Linked DNA regions of Homo sapiens: region 1 is linked to region 2. The links are chromatin loops, found by intact Hi-C in ENCODE. Cell type or tissue: PC-9. All regions are shown on one strand. Links, peaks and the distances in the headings refer to the core of each region. The heading gives the core; the rest is flanking DNA. Region 1 holds the start of LOC124904554 (a long non-coding RNA gene). Region 2 overlaps LINC03108 (long intergenic non-protein coding RNA 3108).

Region 1 (8,332 bases), core at 48-8,047, 320 kb before region 2:
ACAGACATTTCTCCAACGAAGACATAAAAATGGCCAGCAGGTGTATGAAAAGGTGCTCAGCATCACTAATTATCGGAGTAATGCAAATCAAAACCACAATGTGATATCACCTGACATCCATCAAGATGACTATTACCAAAAAGAAGAGATAACAAGTGTTGGACAGGGTGCGGAGAAAAGGGAACCCTTATACACTGTTGGTAGGAATATAAATCGGGACAGTCATTATGGAAAAAATTGCAGGGGGTTCTCAAAAAAACACTAAAAATAGAGCTACCTATCATATGACTCAGCAATCTCTGTGCTGGATATATGCCCAAAGGAAATTAAATCAGTACCTTACAGAGATACCTGCTCTCCCATGTTCATTGCAGTATTATTCACAATAGCCAAGATATTGAAGCAACCTAAGTGTCCATCAACTGACGGATGGATAAAGAAATTGTTCATCACAGGGATTTGGTAAAAGCAGTTTCCCTGTGTTAGCACAACTTATTGAGGGATTGTAAAGGTCAGCCAAAGGAAAGGATACAATCATGGTCTAACTCAGACCACAGACCAGTATGGCTTGAACATTTTCCTTAATCAGTATGCTTTTATGCACACACACACACACACATATGCACATATATATACATATAGTGGAATATTACACAGCCTTTAAAAAGTAGATATTGCCATTTTTGACAACATGGATGAACCTGGAGGACATTATGTTAAGTGAAACAAGCCAGCCACAGAAAGAAAAATACTGTGATTCATCTTATATGTGGAATCTAAAAAAGAAGTTAAATAAGTAGAAAAGAGACAGTAGAATGGCTGTTACTGGGGATGGGAGAGGGAGAAGTGGGGAGAGGTCAAAGGGTGCAAATGTAGGATAAATAAATCTAAAGGTATGGTGTACAGCATAGTTAATAATATTATATTGTATACTGGAAATTCGTGAAGAGAGTAGATTTTAGGTGTTCTTATCATACACACACAAAAAATAACTGCGAGATGATGAATATGTTAATTTGCTTGACTGTAGTAACGATTTCACTCTGTATATATATGTCAAAACATCATGTTGTATGCCTTAAATATAGACAATTTTGTTAAAAAGGGAAAAACTACCAATGAATAAAATGGAATTTTTAAAACACCATTTGTCTCTGTAGAGTTGAATCGCTGTAGGAGTTGATATTGACGTGACCCTTCTCTTTGTGAAGGCACATGGCACTTTGCACTGTGTCATGAATCCTTTTGGTTTGGTGGGGTGGGTACCCCCTACCTCTATTTATGTGATAAAAGCTAGGATTATACTGAAGGTCCCTTTACCTCAGTATAAAATTTGTTTTTGTTTTTTTCAATTGCCTAATCTAGGCTGCTTGGAAAAAGTTACATTGGTGCCGGGATTCAGCCCTTGCCTGGACAGAGGTGGCCGCTAGAGTCATCAGCATGGACACTGGCACCAGTGACTACATAGGTCCCAGGATCGTAGCCAGCCACCTCGGGTGCCTCCGGAGACCACTTGAGAAGTGCAGAGACTGTGGGCCAGCCCCTCATTCTTGTCTGAGACAGTGATGCCCTCCCCACTCAGTAATTATGCACAGCTAGCAGAGGTGGGAGCTGGGTTCTCCCACACCCTGCAGCAAATCGGAAATCCCAGGGTGAGGACAGGAGGATAGAATTGTTGTGCCAGCTCAGCACCCACTCCTCTTGTGTGCCCAGGCAGGCTGCTGAGATCCCCCAGCATTCTGGGCTGGGCAAGAACTCAGATTTCCACCTGAGGTTGGAGAAGCTTCAGAGTTCAGCCCCTGACCAGCAGAGTCCTGGGAGAGAGGGCAGTGCTAGCAGATAAAATCTCAGCCAATGGGGCTGTGCAGGTGGCCCCAAGGCCTCCAGCTCCACAGATAAGAATCAGAAGCACAGCCATCTCAATTAGAAAGCAATTTGAGTTATCACGCTAATTAAAGGGGTGTGCAGGCACAAGACCTGACTAGATCTAGATCCCTAACGTTAACAAAAATCAGATGGTTGAGAATAAGAATTTCACATAAATAGAAATGTGAAAGTACGATGTGCAACTGAGAAGTTGCCATGATTTTTTCTTTTCAGGCTGTTGGTAATTTTCATCATCAGATACATTATTTCTGATGGGGGAGGGGTGGGGGTGTGTGAATAGGGCCGCTGACTTTTTTGTTCATTTAAAATCAGTATAATTTGCTGAAGAAGGTTGAATGACTCCTACATTTTTTAAGGCAGCTCTGAAATGAATGGCTTCATTTAATCACAAAAGAAGGAATACCAGCAAGACCACCCAGGCCCCAGCTCCGGTTTTTCCTGAAGAATTTGGCCGCATCTCCCTTTTTGAAGGCAGAGTTTCATCTTGTAAGTATAAGATTCCTTTGTTTCTTTGATGATCCTAAAGCACTGGTGTCATCTGAGGGAAATGACCTTTTAGGTAACAACACCAGCCATCACTGGGGGCTTTCCGTGTAAGAGGACCACACTGAAGTCACAGGCTATGAAGCTGTCCTATAAGAGGCAGGTGAGGCTCCCTGGGCAGGTAACAGGTGGGGAAGAGGCATCCAGGCACATGTCGTGCTGTGGTTCACAAAAGGTGCGACCACCACTATCTACAAGAGGCTGACAAAAACTATTTTGCAAAAAGAGAACCATGACTGTTTGGATCTTGAAAAGTTTAAGGGTCCTCCTCCCCTCCCCAGGCGGCCATGAGCATCTGAGGCCGGCGCCTGTGGCAAGACGTAGCAATGAGCCACCAGGTCCCTAAGGTACTACGTTGCATTTCTCAATCTGACTTTGTTTAGTTTGGGGAAAACATTTTTTCGGTCCTGAAAAAAAAAATCACTGTGGTTTCTCTCCTACTCCCGCCCTCTGTAATCGCCACTTGCAAGAGTTTCACCATTTTCCCGGAAAACCAAAAAAATGAGGATGCTGGGCAGACATTCTTTGTTTCTTTTCTTCCATCTCCCTCTGCCCCAGGCCGTCTCGTCTGCCCACTCTCCCTACACCTCCTTCCTTCACGCTGGGCTCGCCTCTTTCTCCTTACCAGATTTCCTTTTCGGAATCCAGCTCAACCCTCACCTTGGTAAATAACGCCTCAGTAGACTTAGAGGTAGCCCGGGTCCTTCCGCCCATACGGTGCCAGCACACCCTTGGCCCCATCACAGGCTCAGGCTCAGCCAGCTGCGGGCAGTTCACTGCTTCCTCTCTGCAGCACCCCCTGGTCATCCTGCTTGATGTTTCCCTTCTCCCTGTGGGCACTTGTAGCTTATCAACTCACTCATCAACCAACAGCTCCTGAGCTCCCACTAAGGATCAATTGCACTGTGCAATATTATTTTGCACCCGCCCTTTTGGAAGCCTTCTAACGTCATTTCACATGCATAGGCACGCAGGCTTCTCTCCTCCACCACATGTTGTCAACTGACCTATTCCTGTCCTTTCTACTCCCTTTACCAGGGTGGTGTCAGGAGTGAGTAGCACATTAGTCAAAGCCCCTGGATTCTCTTAAACGGTTCTGCTACTGACTCACTATGTGAGTGTAGACAAGTCACTTCCCTTTCTCAGCCCTAACTTCCCCAGCCATAACATGCTCTCTGTAGTCTGGAAAGAACACAGCTAGAATGAATGGGATGTCCTCTATACACAGGGCAACTCCATAATTCATTGTCCAGCTTTCACTTTCGAGAACAGCAGGGGGTGTTTTCATGTGTATAACAGGACAGGCTTAAACAGGTTTGTACCTGGCAAACCCAGGGCGTACGGGGCATGCCAGTTTCTGGGATCTCAGGTAAAAATGGGGATAGGAGCAGGCATTCCTCAGCTTATCACCTCCTAGTTCACAGAGATAGAACATCAGCAGCTTGCTGTAGTCTGAGCTATTAGGTTTGCTCTAGGGAAGGAGGCAAGAAATTCAGTCTATCTTTCATACATTTCCAACCTGTGTGCAAAAACAATCAGACATAACTCTCCAACACCCACAGGGTGATCTGAGACATGGTGGGTAAAGATGAGCAAAACTGTTAGAGCAACAAAGAAGGCTCTTATCTGTGCATTATAAGTCCCAGCCTCAAACATGCCATGCCATGCCATGCCCCTCTGAAATTTAAACCACCCTGATACCAAGCACTTGCCTATTTCGGGTGTCTAAAATAACACCGGGCCAAGTCAATTAAGTTGGGCCCAGAGGAAGAGCTAACAGGACCCCAGCATGGCTCTAAGGGGTCTTAGTAACTTCTGAGAATTCAGAAGTGGAAGTGTTTGCATATAAGAGCTACATCTGGGCCTGCAGCTCTCAGGGCCCTTGACTTAATTCCTTCTGGGGAGGAATATCCAGGCAGGAATAGAGAATCAGGATGTAGCATGCAACCACGATGAGGAATCAGCAGAAACAGAGCCACCCTTGCTTGGCTCAGAAACCAGATACCAGGCGCTAGGCAGGAATTCGCCCCTGGGAAGCTGTTGCTTAATCCTCTAGTTCCTCAGGCTCCTGGCCTCCTTGACAAAGGCCAAGCCAAACAGGGATCCCAGGTGAGGCCAGGCTGCCCAGCCAGTGCCAGCTCATTCAGGATTAGACTAGGGCTGGGAGGAGCCCAGGCAAACCTTCAGGATGTCAGGCACTGAACAGAATCCCAGAGGTAGGCAAGTTGCTGCAGCTCCAATAATCCAGTGGAAAAGTGCTAATTTCCCAAAGGCCTTTCATCACAAGGCCCAAGTAGTCTTTGGCCTGAGTCTAGCTAGAACCACTGGGATCTGGGATGAAACTGAGCAATTGCAGGTCTTGCTGGCGAGTGAAGAGAGGTTTGGCTGCAACTGGGTCCCAGTTGACCGGGTCACAAGGATCAGCCAGTTTCTAGGTGCAGAGTTGGGATCCGCGGCCTTTGCCCCTAAGCAGCCCCACTGATACCTCCAAGGAACTGTTTTAGTATAAAAGGGAGGGGGAAGGGAAAAGTTTATTCCATTATCGAAGGTGGAGGGTAGGGAGAAGAAGAACAGGAGATGGTTGTCTGAGTGTATTTATTTTCTTCTAAAATGTAAACTGAACTGGAAATGCCTACAGAAACACACAGGCACTTTGATCATCAGCCCACTGGGTGGGCAACATGTCTAATCTCTGCTCTGCCCTGCACATTGCAGGCACTTTACAGCTGTATAACGACATCTCCACCGTGGTGGTGGCCACATTTATTGGCTTTGTGACATTCATCAGGGCTTCCTTCTTATTAAAAATGCATGGGCTGCAGCTATTTGGAAGGACACCAGATATATTCACTCTAGGTAGAAAATATTTCTCCTTTCTCCAGGAACCCAAATGAAGCACCCCAGATCTTGGGGAATACAGAGAAGTGAGTGGGCAGAGAGTCTGTGGTGGCAGAGGTGGGACACAGAGCCGAGCTGTCCCCAGGTTAGGTGTCTCAGATGAAGGAAGTCCCCCAGACCGCATTTCCTCCTGGAGTGATTCTGCCTTATTGACTGTGATGGTAAAGAACTGACTGTGTATTTTCCATTTATTTACTCCCATATATTCTCCACTTTAATGCAGGGAGGTAAGATTAGGGAGTTGGCCCATTTCGTCCCTTTGATTTCTTGTCACTCAGCCCCAAATGCAGAAGCTCAGTGGACTAGCTGCTCCCAGGGAATGACAAACAGCTTGAACATTTCAAGGGACTAAAAGTTGATGGTGGCAGGTGAGAGAGGCCAGTGGGGGAGGAAAGAACCGGTCCTGAGGAGGCTCCTCCTCAATTCTGTTCAGTTTTTAAAACTAGAGTTTTTTCCTCTTAGTTCCTTCCCTTGGCCTTGAGGCTGTCCCAGTAGACACAGGGAGGTTGGGGCAGGGCTGGAGCCCTGCGGATGCTCTGATGAGTGAGAATGAGTCACCCGCTCAGGCCTCTTTCTGCTTAAGCAGAGGTAAAGGTCCAGCTTTGTAATAGCCGGAGTGTGAGGATCCCTCGCACTGATCTGCCCACAATGGGCCGCCGGCAGGCCCAGAGACCCTCAAGTCTCATCCTCAGTGGTCTACCGAGCTGTGCACGGCCAGCTTCCCTGAATTCACTCCAAAGTCCCAGCCAAGCCCCCTCTATGTATTACAGGTAGTTAGGCATGAAAGGGGCAGAAGAGAGGTCTCTCCATCACCCACTAGAAATCTCGGGTGATGATTCGGCAATGATCGCATCGCTTCTCTAAAAATGACAATTCCACCGCACCAGAAGAGACCATTTCCTGATGGTCCGCACCTGTTAACATCAAACTGTTAATCGAATGCAGGCTCCAGGGAGAAGCAACTTCCTGGGCATGCGTGTTAAGAGACAAAAAATGATGACGTTTGATGACCACTCCACCAGAAAAGGGAAGAAAGCCTGAGGGGCCTGCGTGGACCTCCCTAAACACACTGCGCATGCTCCATTCCAAACGGTATGGCGAGCACTGCGCATGCGGGAAACCCACCCTGTAAGGGAAGAATCCTGGGAAAGAGGCAAGCCTATGAAGTCCCAGGATCAAGGTTAAAGACCCTCTTTTTTACTGTCTTCTTGTGCTCTCTTTTCTCTCTTGGACCTTCAGGCGCCTGCTTGGGTCTCTTTCAAGCGAATTTTGCTTTCTTTCCTGTTCTAAAGCCTTTTAACTAAACTTCCACTCCTGCTCTGAAACTTGCTCTCTTTTTCTGCCTTAACGCCCCTCAGTCGAATTCTTTCTTCTGAGGAGGCAAGGACTGAAGTTGCTGTGGACCCATAGGGATTCGCCATTGGTAACTCGGGGTAACTCGGCTCTCTTCCACTGCTGACGTATGTAGCAAGTCCTGTCTTCGGGTTGGCAGGCACCACGGCTGACACCACATGCGCAGAGAGAGGGGAAAGACCAAGAAGTGACTCATGACATCACCCTCGTCTCTGAAAGACAAGATGTTGGTCTCCTCAGGTGCCGTGCAGTCTTCAGTGTTGGCTGCAGCCACAGCCCCTGCAATGCAGACCAGGATGAGGGAAAGCCGCTGGAAGAGGCCTACAGCATTTTTTATTAGTAAATCCAGAGGACGTGTTATATAAAGTGTAAGACAACCACCATTGCATGCATTTATTCATTCACTCATTCAGTAAGGAATTTTCCATTTCTTTATAAATGAGTAAAAGGTACAGGCTGGGTGGCCTTGGCCAGTATCCCATTAATGAAAGACAGATTTGAATAAAAATGTGTAAGGTCTCAAATACCAGGTTACTTACTGCTTTAGATGGTATTCAGAGGGGAGCCATTGAAAGTTTATAATGAGAAGGAAAACAAACATGATTTTCTGGTTCCTAATACTTTCCCATGGACAGTAACTATTTGCCTACAGATTGAGCAAACCATGGTGTTCTGTAAGATGCCTGGATTGTTCTGAGCACCAGGACGCTGGCTGCAAGGTGCGGGGCCCTTCGTCCACCGGGGTCTGTCCTGGTTCCTGGGCGAGCTGTGGCAGGGTCTTTCTGGCAGTCCACCCAGTGCCCTGTGGCAGGCGATCAGGAAGCAGAGGCAGAGCAGCTGGGGGAGGACTGGGATGACTGAACCTCTCCTGCTTAGGTTCAGGGGCCCTCCCTTCAAGGTGCGGCCTGTGTGAGACACGCATCCACAGCCCGGTAACCAAAACTGGCACACCCAGCACAGTCACCTCCACGGCAGCACATGACCTACATCAGCCAGTCAGCAGCTCTTACTGGGGAGCTCCTAGGTCCAAGTGCATGTGCAGCAGGACAGGGAGGGGGGCTTACCTACATTGAATTAGCAAAGTGAGATATACACACATGAGAAGTTCCAGAAGTAGCAAAGGATCACGGATGGTTGCAGAAGCTGATTGGGGTGGAAGGAAGGACTTCGAGAGGAGATGGCACTGGAGCTGGGAGTTGAGGGAGAACTAGAGTGAAATTAGGAAACACGAAGATGAGAGGGTGTTTTGGCCATGGTGATAAAAAAGGAGTGGGAGGACACGCGTGAGGTGTGCTCCAGAGAGGTGAACACTCACTATGGCAGAGCCCATTTTGGGGGCGGGTGCCATTCATTGGCCATTAAGGTGGCAAAGCTAGGTTTAAACCAGCCTTTCTATGTTTCTGAAAGTCAGGCTGAAGGTTTGGACGGTCTTCAGAGAAGAACCATGGAAAGTTTTTGGCAAAGAAACCAGATTCAGTGAGACGGTGTTGATGGAGAATTCAGTCTGTGCCAGGGATTGTGTTAGGGACTGGGGGTTCGACCGTGTTAAGACACGGTCTCTGTCTTTAGAGAGTATCTAACTGGGGGAATATGACACATAAGAAACAGATATTTTTGGTTTAACGTGATAAGGGCTGTGGTAAAAATATTC
Region 2 (8,332 bases), core at 87-8,086:
TGACGTCAGCAAAATGTTTCTCTCGCGTTTCTGCTTCTTTCCCTCTCTCCCTCCTTTTCCCTCTCCACCCTCCTCCTTCCCTCTTTATGTCAAAGAGACAGATGACATAGGGTAACTGTGGAAATGTGCTCATAGTTTTGCAACATAGCTCACAGGCTCAGAAAAATTCCCACATTTTAAAAAATGAAGAGTATTGTGGGAGGTGGGTAAATTGGCAACACAAAAATACATGCTACCCAGGAAAGGAAGGGGGAAAGGCTGCTGGGAAGTGCAGTCACCACCACTGGCGGTATGGTCTTCCCTCCATCCTGCCCGGTTAGCAGCTCTGTCTGAGGGAACATTCTTCCTGTGGCGAAGAACACATTCTTGCTCCAGCTGGCCTGAAATCGGATCCTGGAGAGCATGCGCCCTGCTCCCTGGCTACTGTATTTGTGGGACCCATCCCGGACTGCTGAGCCAGGATTTCTGTTGGCTCTGCTCCCCCTCACCCCCCTTCAGCTAGAGTTGTTTTTCTCTACTCATCAAAGGCAGCAACAGCTGCCCCCATGGGTTAGCATAGAACTTTCTAGAATAAGGATTCCAAGTCTAGGCAAACATTTGTAACCTGACCCTGCAGTACTTTTGTTTCCCCTTCAAATTGCTTTTGTCAGCCCCACTGTTTCAACAGGGGCAGCCGTGGACACCCTAGGGGTCTGGCCCGACAGTCACAGGGTGAGGATTGGTGGAGTGGGCCACTCCCTTTGTGGCTGTGAATTGCCATTTGGTCTCTAGAGTAATGTGACTCTCACATTCTTTGCCCAGGCAGCTCTTTAAAAGCAGGAATCTATCCTGACCTCGCGGGTTCTGACGTGCTGACTGCAAGTGTGGTTTCAGGCAGGCAGAGAAAGGAGCGGGGCCCAGAGTACACATAGGCCTGGTTTTCTCCATGTGGGGTGTACTGGCTTCCCCCTCATCCCTTCCCTGATCTAGACAGCAAGGGCATCAGAGAACCTTAGAACAGGGAGTACTTTGTAAACCAAAGCCTCTAAATGCTGCAGACACCAGGTTCATATGAAAAGCATATCTGCCATGGAAAAAATACATGCACGAGAAAATGGAGCAAGGTCACATGAATCTACTCAGAAATGAGACCTGGAACCTGAAAAAGAACCTCTGTGTCTGTGTGTGCTTGTGTGTGTGTGTGTATTGGGGGAGGGATAGGTGCATAGCAGCATCATAAGCAGATAACATAAGAGCACAGCACACAGTAGATATTTATTAGGTTGTGCAAAAGTAATTGCGGTTTTTGCCACTAAAGGTAATGGTGAGAACCGCGATTACTTTCACACCAGTGTAATAAGGATTGGGCGGATGAACAAATGAGCAAGTGAATGAATTACAGGAATGAATTGGTTTAGAAAACAAAGCAAAAAGGAGCTGAAACTTTCTCAGGGGTGGATGGGGGTAGAGCTGCTGGATCAGTTTGGAAGAGAACAGACTTCTAAAGTGTAAACTTTAGAGCACTTTGTAAACCAAAGCTTCTAAATGCTGTAAATGCTGCAGACACCAGGTTCATGTGAAAAGCGTATCTGCCATGGAAAAAAATACACGCACGAGAAAATGGAGCAAGGTCACATGAATCTACTCAGAAATGAGACCTGGAACCTGAAAAAGAAAGTGTGTGTGTGTGTGTGTGTGTGTGTGTATTGGGGGAGGGATGGGTGCATAGCAGCATCATAAGCACATAAGAGCGTAGCACACAGTAGATATTTATTAGGTTGTGCAAAAGTAATTGGGGTTTTTGCCACTAAAGGTAATGGTGAAAACCGTGATTACTTTCACACCAATGTAATAAGGATTGGGCGGATGAACAAATGAGCAAGTGAATGAATTACAGGAATGAATTGGTTTAGAAAACAAAGCAAAAAGGAGCTGAAACTTTCTCGGGGGTGGATGGGGTTGGTGCTGGATCAGTTTGGAAGAGAACAGACTTCTAAAGTGTAAACCCAAACCAGGAGTCTGACATGATGACTGATGATAATGACACTCGGTAACGAGCTTGAACACTTGCCACGTGCTGGACACGGTGAGTGTCTGACACACATCATCTCGGCTGGTTCTCATAGCAACCCCAGGAAGTAGGAACTAGGTTAAGGGTATGTCGACTCTTTGGGGCACCAGAGAAGAAAATCCTGGACCTGAAGGGTTTAGGAAGATTTGAAGCAGATGTATCCAACCAAGAGCAACCCATGTGTAACTCCAAGCTGGCAAAGTGGGTTCTTTAGTGGCCCTGCCTGCCTAAGTCTGACCTCCACTGTAGTTTCTGCCCGCCTCGGTCACTGTTGAGAGGAGACAATTGCTCTCCTGCTGACTTACCGTGCAGAGACCCTGAGGGGGCCGAGGGTGGAATGGCTCTGATCCCAGGCAGCAAAAGCTGGCCTAGCCACCTCCTTCCCATTGCTCCTTCCTTCCCGCAGAAACTGCGGGAGGGAAGGGAAGAATTGGCATCCCTAGGCTTCGAGGGCGGTTCTTTTGTGCTTCCGGCCCCAGCCTTACTGGGCAACCGCTGGGCTCTTGAGGAAGCAGACTCCAGTTTTCCAGGACATTAAGGGACTGAGGTAGCCAGAGTGATGCCAACGGGCCTGTCCTTGGTGGCCTCCACGGACCTTCTCTCACCTTTATGAGAAGAGCAGGAAACTTTGGTTTGACCCAACTGAAGCGCTGGTGCCTCGCAGCAGCTCTGGTTTATTAAGGCTGAGCAGGCTCTGTTTTCAACATCGTCACAGGGATCATTTTCCTCCACCTCACGTTTCCTCTCCTGGAAATGCACCTTAGTCATTTTTTGGTCACTTCAGGGGAATTCTCCCTCCTTCATGGTCTACACCATTGCTCTACTGAATTATTCTTTCTTCCAAACATGCTATTACAGCCCTGACACCACAGGTGTACATTTAATAAAAATAATCCTCCAGGGGCATCATTTGAAATATCCCCCTCTCATGTAAGATGTTTCCCTGAGAGGTGGAGTGGGGTGAGGTGGGAGGGACCTTGGAGGAGGAGCTTCTGCTTGAACACAGCTCGTTGCCCTCTGATTACCAGGACAGAGTGGAGTTGGCTGTCAACTTGAGCTTCTTGCCTACTCCTCACGGACCCTGGACCCCCATGCCCATACATCCCAACAGACTGGATTCCTATTACCCACCCATGGGCATGCCATTAAAAATATGGAATATGAATAAGCTCCAGAACGCACTGGACTCTGCAACTCAGCAGGTGTGTGATCAACCTGAACAAAAGACAGAGCCCTTAGCCACTGCCAGGTGGTTTAGCAAGGGCGTTGAGAAGCTGTTTGGCTAACAGCACACAGACCAGTCTGTGCTCCCGTGATGGGGGCAAAGATGAAGCAGATGCCCTCGTGGCCACCTGACACAGCAAGTTGCTAGCCTCCCTAAACACACACACGCAGTCATGACCTCCAGTGTCCCTGGAAGGTGGCACGGGTAACAGCCAGTGCATGCTCTCTAGTCCTGGCCAGCTGGAGTCCAAGCCTTGGATAATAATACCTCCTTGATGGGCTAATACAGTGTTTATAGCACTTCTGGCTTCTGGTAGGCCGCTTTTTATTGTTGGCAGAAACAATGTTTACAGTGGCTTGGTGCTGAAGATCACTGCAATTTATTGAGCCATTTTTATGAGCCATGTGTGTTAAATACATTACCTCTACTCACATTAGCCGTCAAGGTAGGTATCATTATTCCTGTTTTACAAATAAGAAACCTGAGCTTAAAGCAGTTAAGTAATTTGCCCAAAGTCACATAGATAGTGGCAAAGAGATGGCTCCCATTAAGGTAATCCATGCCTCCTTCACGGCGCTGTGCTGGCCTGCATGGAGAGACAGGTCCACACAAGCAGAGCCCCTACTTCAGGGCAACACAGAGTAAATCCAAGTGATTATGCAAAAGGGCGATGGTCGTGTGTGTGTGTGTGTGTGTGTGTGTGTGTGTGTGCGCGCGCGCGCTCACCCTCAGCTCAGGACAGCGCTTTTCAGCTGCACACAGTCTGCCAAAGGCCCATGTTCAAAACCCACCTATTGAAAAGCTTGATTCTGACCCTCAGCCCACAGCAAATGTAGGAAACAAACAAAGGGCATTCATAAAGACTAGGGTTCAATGCAAAGTTCCTGCACATAGTAAAGCTCAATAAACCAAGCAGTCAAAACCACTGGAAAGCATCAGTAGACATTCAGGTAATGATACATTTATTTTAAGCAGTCAGAAAGGAAGAGCAAAAGGTAAAATCAGCTTCTGCATGGGTAGAGGTTTATCCTTGCCCCTTCTTCGAGATAGAGCTAACAAGCCCAAAGTGACTTGAACAAGGAGAAGGAGCCTCTTGCAGGTCACTGGCATCCATAGATAAACTGTAATGGAAGTGTGGCTATGGGGATAAGTGGGTTTTAACACATCGGCTTTGACTGGTGACAAACACTCTTTTGCTCTATATCCCTCCATACCCCCTTTAGTTCCTTGATGATAAAGACTCCCCCTTTAGCTTTTCCAGGCCACTCTTGTTGAGAAGCCAGTATTCTAGAAGTTGAAGTGGCCTTGGAGGTCATTCTTTGTTGCAGCAAACTTTCCTTGCTGAATCAGACCCCATAAAATACCAACTATGAGTCACACACAAGTAAATGAGCCGCTATTGGGAAGAGAGATAATGGGGTGATATTTATCAGTGGCTGAATCTTAGCAAACAATGAGCATTGCCTAATCAGTGGTCATGTTCGTGTAGATTACCTTCCAGTTCACTGCATGGTAGCTCTTGGGATGGTTTCTAACTGTCAATATTTACAGGAACCAGGCACTTAACACAGACCAAGTGGGCTGGATGTCTCCACGGATGACTCATGCCAAATGAAGCCTTTTATCTAAGGGTCACTGCTCTGAATCCTCATTGGCTAGAGCAGATTGGAAGTGATCAGGTCACTGAAAAGCTTGTACATGGCTGTGGGCTCAGTTCCGTTCTCTGGATGTACCAACATTTATGAAATGAAAGCGTAGAAGAGAGCAAGGGTTTGAACGCGTGTAGACCTGTAGTATTTGTTTGTTTTTATTGGCTAACTAGTAAATATAGCTCTGGGGCTAGGGGAAGGTGGCAGTGAGATGGCACCATGAGCCCACATCAGTCTCCATTTGCAGCAAGATTCATACCCTTGAGTGATAGGAGCCTGCATCACCCCAGACCTACCTGAGAAGGCGTCTGCGCATCAGCCAAACATGCAGACAGACACACACCGAGGAAGGGGTGCAGCTTAGAACCCAGCAGATCACCTTGCCTGGTTATGTAAGTAAGCAGAGTAGACCTGTCTGCCCAACCAGTCCAGGTAGAAAACCTTGGCTCCGTTCAAGCATTGGGAGATAATTTCTTTGGATTTTGAAAGCTTAGGATATTCAGGAGGCACTCATCTAAAACGCAGCTAACCTCAGGAGTAGGGCACACCCTAGGTCCCATCAAATAAGAGGATTCTGCTTGGGAGTAAGCAGGGAGCAAGAGGAAGAAGGCAGGGCCGAGGGGCAGAAATGGAGGCCAGGAAAGGAAGGCACTGCAGGAGGAAGTGGGGCAGGAGAAGCTGAGCATACCCAGGCTTTGGGACACTCTTGCTGGGCTGGCCCTCAGAACATCACTGGAATAGACATAGAAAAGAAAGGGAAGCTTGTTTTAACATCAACGTTAAATGAAGAAATGCCACGAGACTTCAGAAACACCACTATGGATATGAGGGAAAAGTGAATGTGATGTGCAAATTTCACTCCCCAGCATGCACAAAGAAGCTGATTGCAGCCACATTGGCAGTCACATCTTGGCCAAAGTCCTCTGGGGACCCAGTACTATGCAACACGGGACCCGTTGGTCAACACTGAGCTCTTGGAATCCCAGTTCCCTTTAAAATCAGCGAACTAAGCCAGGATTGCAAAACGACCAATGGGACAGGATTATTATTGTGTTGAGTGGTGAAAAATGTCTTTGATCCAAAATGGTAGATACTGTAGAAGAACGAGGAATATTGAGTCTTCCATACTGAGCCTGTTTTAAATGGGCTTGGCTTGTTAATAGGCGCAGCAGGTTTGAAGACTGGGGGGTGTTTCCAGAGATCCCAAGATGATTTCAGAATGAAATGAGCTGGTGATTCCTGCAGATAAAGAGATCAGAGCACACAGCCATCCTCCAGGGCCATAAATCAAAGGACAGTCCTGTAGCAATTGTGTGGAAACACAACATTGCCATCATTTTTGCACACAAAGGACAAAAAGTGACATAATTCGTGCCCCAGAGAATCATTTTATTGCAGCCTTTTCCAGCCACCATGCCCCATAAAGCTGGGACTGGCAAACACTGGCAAACACACTGCCAGCCACACAGTCACAGCGTGTCCACAACAGCTGGGGTCCCTGTTCCCAGTCTTTCTGAGATGCACACATGCGGCTGCTTCGTCAGGCCATGTGTGTGTTCTGGCCGTGAGTGTGTATACACGTGAGCTAAAAACAAACTTGGAGAGTGGGGGACAGCCAAAAGAAAATGATGCTTCTGATTCTATACTGAAGGGTCTCCATTCTATTCCAGAGCTTCCGTAGGGCGGCATCTGCTGGAGAGCACTCTGTTTCATTTCCCCCTAAGTTTCTGCTTTCTGCTGAGGGTAGAGGTAAGGAGAGGCTGAGTAGGGAGGGTTTGGGAGGAGAAAATGAAGAAGAAAAGATGAGCTCGTTCCCGTTCCTCTTTTCCTGTACTTCTCTACTTTCATCTGTAGATCATCTAGAATAACTTGCAGATGGCTATATGCTCAGTGAACGTGTTGAGAGGCTGTATTCATTTTCCCGGGCTGTCATAACAAAGTACCACAGACTGGCTTAAACAACAGAACTTTACTTCTTCACGGTCTGGAGGCTGGAAGTGTGAGGTGTAGGTGCCGGCGGGGTTGGTTTCTTCTGAGGCCTCTCTTTGGCTTGGAAATGGCCATCTTCACCCCATGTCCTCAGATGGGCTTCCCTCTGTGTGTGTCTATGTCCTCATCTCCTCTTCTTAGAAGAACACCAGTCATATTGGATTAGGGCCCATCTTCGTGACCTCATTTGTACTTAATCACCTCTTTAAAGACCCTCACACTTGGCCAGGCACAGTGGCCCACACCTATAATTCCAGCAGTTTGGGATCACTGAAGTGATCACCTGAGGTCAGGAGTTCGAGACCAGACTGACCAACATGATGAAACTCAGTCTCTACTAAAAATACAAAAATTAGCCCGGCGTGGTGGTATGTACCTGTAATCCCAGCTACTTGGGAGGCTGAGGTAGGAGAATCACTTGAACGCTTGAACCCGGGAGGCAGAGGTTGCAGTAAGCTGAGATCACGCCACTGCACTCCAGCCTGGATAACAGAGCGAGGCTCTGTATCAAAAATTAAGTAAATAAATAAATAAAGACCTTATCACCAAATAAGGTCACATTCTGAGGTCCTGGGGGTTAGATATTCAACCACAACAAAAGCAGAGCAGGAAGAGATGTAAACAAATGTGCAGAGCCCTGGCAGAAGCTTGGCACTGTGCCAGGCAGGAGAGAGAAAAAGTGGGAGAGACATTATCTCAACGTGATTGAATGATGAAATGATAGCCCTGGTGAGTGAGTGAATAGGTGGATGGATCAATCATGAATGAATTGAATGAACATCAAAACTGCTCCCCGAATCCAGAGGACTCAACAAACTCCAGGCATACCAAGTCCAGAAGCCGAGTCCAGAGCTGACAGCCTATTCCCATCTCTATCTCCCACGGAGCTGCAGAGATCATTAGGGAACTAACGTGGCCACTGCTTCATGCCCACAGAGGCCCACCAGCTCTTTCCTAGAGCAGAACCACCGTGCAGAGAGGTGAGGCACTCCCAGATGAAATCCAGGCCTTCCCCATCTGTGAGCCCTTTCCCAAAGTGGGCTCACAGCAGCCCACAGTCACAAAGCAGAACTGAAACCCCCTACAGGCAGCATCTCAGGTCAGCTGTGCGGACAGCGCTACCTGCCACAGGCCACACCAGCTGCAGTGCGGTGACGGGTGGTGTTCTATGCCTGGGATAGTGTCACCCTGCCAAATGAGAGTGAAAGTCTCCACATCCTCCACGCCATCCCCTCAAAACACTCCCGGTGCCCGAAACTGTACCCCTAAGTAAGGAAGCCAAATTAGAGGAACAGAGAGGGAACATGCCCCTGAGCTTTCTCATCAGTGCATTCTTCCACGCACTGCAGATAATTCAGCTACGTCACTCAATTATGATTGTCTGTGCTGTGAGTGTTTACTTAATCAATCTTCAAAGAG

Evidence for each region. Hi-C counts contacts between places; a loop is a spot of excess contacts. Peaks named below come from ENCODE experiments on the same cell type or tissue, not always from the same donor. Only the 100,000 strongest peaks of a DNase experiment are listed, where the experiment ranks them.
Region 1: a loop joins it to region 2, with 4 times the contacts of the local background. A loop is called at or near these places in 2 of 110 quality-filtered maps.

The regions. Positions count from the first base shown.
Region 1 is chr1:234,653,861-234,662,192 of GRCh38, forward strand. It overlaps LOC101927787 (a long non-coding RNA gene), which reads left to right. Exons shown (of 4, transcript NR_125944.1): 2 at 1,366-1,604; 3 at 2,248-2,373; 4 at 6,274-7,064. LOC124904554 (a long non-coding RNA gene) reads right to left here and starts at 3,337. Exons shown (of 2, transcript XR_007066950.1): 1 at 3,091-3,337. RefSeq lists an enhancer at 2,713-3,912. In PC-9, for the core only: no CTCF peak of the experiment used is centred there; DNase peaks (open chromatin) are centred at 1,831, 3,481, 4,461 and 5,771; H3K4me3 peaks cover 5,236 bases; H3K27ac peaks cover 6,357 bases.
Region 2 is chr1:234,970,527-234,978,858 of GRCh38, forward strand. It overlaps LINC03108 (long intergenic non-protein coding RNA 3108), which reads right to left. Exons shown (of 2, transcript NR_186308.1): 2 at 4,215-8,332. Among named protein-coding and RNA genes, the nearest start is that of LINC03108, 6.1 kb to the right of the region's middle. RefSeq lists an enhancer at 495-654. In PC-9, for the core only: no CTCF peak of the experiment used is centred there; DNase peaks (open chromatin) are centred at 4,805 and 7,565; H3K4me3 peaks cover 1,055 bases; H3K27ac peaks cover 6,330 bases.